Linked DNA regions of Mus musculus: region 2 is linked to region 1. The links are chromatin loops, found by intact Hi-C in ENCODE. Cell type or tissue: heart. All regions are shown on one strand. Region 1 has its middle 21 kb from the start of Kdelr2. Region 2 holds the start of Gm38736 (a long non-coding RNA gene).

The links. A loop is a pair of places that touch in the nucleus more often than their neighbours do. Peaks named below come from ENCODE experiments on the same cell type or tissue, not always from the same donor. Only the 100,000 strongest peaks of a DNase experiment are listed, where the experiment ranks them.
Region 2: it touches region 1 in a loop (2.9-fold over the local background); 11 of 42 quality-filtered maps call a loop at or near these places.

What each region holds. Positions count from the first base shown.
Region 1 is chr5:143,423,171-143,425,670 of GRCm38, reverse strand. No RefSeq gene overlaps it. Among named protein-coding and RNA genes, the nearest start is that of Kdelr2, 21 kb to the right of the region's middle. In heart, CTCF peaks have their summits at 1,560 (motif pointing right) and 2,483 (motif pointing right); a DNase peak (open chromatin) is centred at 1,570.
Region 2 is chr5:143,373,992-143,376,491 of GRCm38, reverse strand. Grid2ip (glutamate receptor, ionotropic, delta 2 (Grid2) interacting protein 1) reads right to left here. Exons shown (of 22, transcript NM_001159321.2): 5 at 2,023-2,092; 6 at 1,146-1,240; 7 at 759-942. Gm38736 (a long non-coding RNA gene) reads left to right here and starts at 1,225. Exons shown (of 4, transcript XR_003955832.1): 1 at 1,225-2,414. In heart, CTCF peaks have their summits at 136 (motif pointing left) and 1,084 (motif pointing left); no DNase peak of the experiment used is centred here; H3K4me3 peaks cover 572 bases; H3K27me3 peaks cover 1,996 bases.

The sequences.
Region 1 (2,500 bases):
GCGGGACTAAAGACCACCACACCTGACCACTTTAATCTTAAAAATTATTTTATTTATGTATAGGGGTGTTTTGTCTGTGTACTACATGCGGGCTTTGTGCCCTTGGAGGCCAGAAGAAAGTGTTGGATCTCCTAGGGCTGGAATTACAGATAGTGGTGGTTGTGAGCTGCCATGTGGGTGCTGGGAATTGAAGCTGAAGAGAATCCAGTGTTCTTAACCACTGAGCCATCTCATCTCTCCAGCACTCTCTCCTACCTTATTTTTTGAGACACGGTCTCTATGTTGGCTCTTCCTGGTTGTCAACTTGACTACATCTGGAATGAACTACAACCCAGAAATGGAGGGCACACTTTTGATCCAGATCTTGAGCCACAGTGGCCATGAAAAGCTTAGGCCCAGGCAAGGTAGTACAAACTTTTAATCCTAGGAGACAGAGGCAAGCAGATCTCTTCAGTTCAAGGCCATCCTGGGAAAAAGCAAGTTCCAGATGCAGGCGTGGTGGCACACACCTTTAATCTGGGCCATACCTTCTGCTGGAGGCCTACATAAGAACATTGGAAGAAGGAAGGCCTTCCTCTTCTCTGCCTGCTTGCACTTACTTGCCAGCACATCTGTTGGAACCTGCTTCTTCAGGATGGCAGCTTATACAGAAGAGCAGCTGGAACACCTACCCTCGTGGGACTGAGCAACTACTAGGTTCTTGGACTTCCCATTCACCGCTGCCCACTGTTAGATTAGGTGGGATGCAGACTTTAAGCCATTTCAATAAATTCACTTAATATATAGAGACATTTCATAAGTTCTGTGACTCTAAAGAACCCCACCTAGTAGTCTCTCTCACTTAGAGCTCATTTTTTTTTTTCAGCTGGTCTGGCTTGCTAGCACACTTCTATATGAATCCCCTCAATGCTAGAGTTACATCCAACTTTTAGCTGGGAGCTAAGGAGTCAAATTCAGGCTCTTAACCAGTGTGGTGGCACACGTCTTTAATCCTAGCACTCGGGAAGCAGAGGCAGTTGGCTCTCTGAATTTGAGGCCATCCTGGTCTACAGAGTGAGTTCTGGGACAGTCAGGGCCACACAGAGAAACCCTGTCTTAAAAAAAAACAAAAAACAAAAACAAAAACAAAAAAAACCAAGCCAACAAAAACAAAATCAGGTTCTTGTTCTCCTCTCCCTAGCCCCACATTTTAGAGATAGATCTCAGTAGGTTTCCAAGGCTACTTTGAATTTATGATCCTCCTGCTTCAGCCTCTGGAGTGACTAGGATGACAGTCCTGTACCACATACCCGGATTCACCAGGCTTTTAAATAGCAGGGATAAGAAATAGGAATTATATAAACCAGGACTTTGATCCCAGGACTCTGGAGGCAGAGACAGCCAGATTTCTGTGAATTCTAGGTCTACATGTGGAGTTCCAGGCCATCTGCACAGACACAAAGATCCTGTTTCAAAACAAAAGAAAAAGGGGGGAGGGGATACAGGAGAAACCAAATCCCACACTAACCTTTATAGGGTCAGTGAAGGATGATTGACAGCTCAGGCTACATGGGAATCTCACAACTGACCACTAGGGGGCGGAAAAACCAACCCCAACCCCACGTGGGGTTCCGTATTTACCCATTAGTCATCAAACCTGAGGTCCCGAAAAGTCAGTTTCTACACATCTATTCCTTTTCAAAACTTTATTTGTGGGTGGAGATATGGCTTAGCAATTGAGAGTGCTACCGATCTTGAAGAGGACCTGAGTTCAATTCCCAACACCCACTCACAACCCCCTGGAACTCCAGCTCCAAAAGGCTTTGATGCGTCTGGCCTCTGCAGAGACCCACATACCTAGACACATGACTTTAAGTATCTTATTTTCATTCTTACTGTCGGGGTGTGTTTACATGTGAGCATACATCACAACGTGTACATGGAGTCAGAGGGCAATCTGTGGGGTTGGTTTTCTCCTTCTACCCAGGTATTGAACGCCAGCCACCAGGCTTAAGCAGCAAGGAACTCTACCCACTGAGCAACCTCACACACCCTATAGATGTTTCTAACAAGGATTCTGAAACATCTAGCACAACTAGCCAGTGTCCTCTGGGTACCAATCTCCAGGAGGCTTTCAGGGCAGCTAGCTCTCCCTGGAGAGTGAAGGGTGAAGGAAGTCGTGCAGATCACTTCACCAAGAGGGGGTCTTTTAAATATTTTTGTGCGGTGGAGGGGCATGCACACACCATGGCACATGTGTAGAAACCAGAGGAAAACGCTTCCCTGTGTTGTAGTCTCCAGAGATTGAACTCGGGGAATCAGGCTTGGCTGCAAGCACCTTAATCCATTAAGCCCCATCTTGCTGGCCCAAGGGCTTAGTTAAACTTTTTTTTTTTTCTTCTCCCTCCGGCCCTGCTCTTTCCCAGTGTACAAGGCTTACGGTTTATTTATTTTAATATATGAGTATAGTGTTGCTGTCTTCAGAAACACCAGAAGAGGGCATCAGATCCCATTACAGATG
Region 2 (2,500 bases), 49 kb after region 1:
GAGAAGGCTTAATGATTAAGAGCATTGGTGCTACTCCTGCAGAGGACCCAGGTTCAGTTCCCAGCATCTCCCTGGCAGCTCACAAACACCTGTAACTCTGGTTCCAGAAGATGTGCCGCCCTCTACTGGCCTACGTAGGCACTGCACACATGTGGTGCACTTACATGCAGGCAAAATAGCCACATAATTTTTTAAGTAAAAAATAAATAAGTGACTGAATTGTACAACATATGAATTATATTGTAACAAGATCATCTAGACCAAACTTATGAGAATGGAAAGGAGGAAGGCTTGCCACAAGCCATAATCGCTGTTATTTGTTTATTTACTTTTAAGATTCCAAGAGCCCAGTGAGGGTTCTTGGTGTCCCATCAACTTTCCCTGCCTGCCTCAATTCGTTCAATGCAGTTCAAATAGGTCTGTATTTGCCCGAGGTGTTAGAGTTCAGATTTAGCTGTGCAGGGTGGCTCTGGCTTTTAATCTCAGCCCTGAGGAGGCAGAGGCTCTCTGAGTTCTGGCACAACCGGCTATGTAGCAAGACTGGGTCTTAAAAATCAATAAAGGAATAAATGTAAAAGTTGAGGTTTGTTCTAAGGCACGTCAGTTGTTCCTCCCTTCATACTAGCTATTGTCTTCCCTCTTTCCACCTAAGGCGGCTGAGGAGCGACCAGCAGGCAGAACAGGATTGCCAGTGTTTAGCTGAAACTTGGGTGGGGCGCAAACAGGTTAGATCCCTACCACCGCTCTTCCCAGGGCACCTGTGCTGAAAGAAGCGCTCGAGAGCTCGGCAGACTCCATAGCGCTCGGGAGGAGTGAGGAGGTGGTCCAGCTGCTGGCTGAAGGTCCTCCCCTGGACTCGGATACTGGAAGGCAGGATATCCGCCACCCACTGCAGCGAGGTGAGAGCTGACGCCCGGGTCGGGGAATCCAGAGAATCTGAATCTGCGGGGGACCACAGGCATGGGGAGGCACGGGTGACCCGGAGTCACCAAGGTAGGTGCAGTTTCCCAGACAGGTGGGGTCAGCAGCCTTCTGAGCTGTGAACAGCATTGAACGCTGCGAGTTGGGCTCTATCGCACCCCCTGGCGGCGTCCCTGGGAAGCGACCAAAACAGTCCTGGGAACTCTACGACTAGACAGTCTCACCACTGGCGAAAGGGACCGGTCCTTCCTCTACCACCAGCGTGGGCATGGCGCCACTGCCCTGCAACATGGACACCACCTTGTCGTGGGAGCAGTTCCTGCAAAGGAGATGGCCCAGGAGGGCCTGCCAAGTGAGCTCTGCCCATCATGTAGAAGCCACCCAATAAACCCACCATTCACTCAGGAGTAGCCAGAACCCCAACTTTCGCATAAGTTAAGGTCTTATATGGTAGAAGCCCCAGGCTTTGGGCAGCTTTGCCTGCAGATGCCTTGGATTGGCATTCCTGAGCATAGAAGGAGTTATTCCTATGTCACCCTATGGCACACAACCATAATCCAAGCACTTGGGATGCTGAGGCAGGAGGATTTGCAGAATTTAAAGCCAGGAGGATTTGCAGAATTTAAAGCCAGTCTAAACTATATAGCAAGTCCAAGTTGCCTGGGCAACTAATCAAGACCCTCTCTCAAAGTAAAACGTTTAAATGGGGCTGGGAGCCAGGCATGGTAACTAACACTGCAACCCAGTGCTCAGCAGAGGCAGGTGGATTGTCATGACTGCAAGGCAAGTCTGGGCTACATAGTGAGTTCCAAGTGAGCCTGGGATACAGAGTGAGGCACTGTCTCAACTAAACTAAACTAAACTAAACTAAACTGAAACAAAACAAAATGCTGAGGATGTGGCGCTGAGATTGTATCTTGCATTTGGTTCCCAGCATGACAGGGAAAAAGTGGCTTTCACTGGAAGAGGGATAGACACAGGATGCATAGGACATTGGACATAGGTCAGAAGGGGATCGGGGCCATTGTTAGTGTCCCAAGAGGCAAAGGTCTTGGGGGATGGTTCGTCACCAAATCACAAGACACCCCAGAGGCTCCTAACCTCATGTCCAATCCATTGAGGAAGAGGATCCGGTCACCTGACTTGAGGGAGGCATTTTCAGCCGGGCTGCCTGGAAGAGAGAAAGACAGGGTAAGCCGTCAGCCGACCACCACGTGGTGGACTTGGGTGGGAGTCTCCTCCACTCAACACCCTTGTGTGAGCCAGATAGCCGTTCTTCAGTTCACAGGTGAGAACTGACACTCGGCACCATCTAAATGGTTTAGAGAGTGAGAAAGCTTGCGGCCACGTCTGACTGAGTCTGATCCCTGAATCCTACAAATTCTCCTCCTACCTTCACACTGATGAGGGGAGACCCATCTTAACCGTGGACAGAGACACACTCTAACAGGGAGCCTGGATCGAGGCAGGATTGCATAAAAGAGTGAAGGCAGGTTAAGTATTGGCCTTTACCACTCTGTTTTTTTAAAAATTTATTTCATTTTCATGTGTGTACATGTGACATGCATGTGTGTGTATG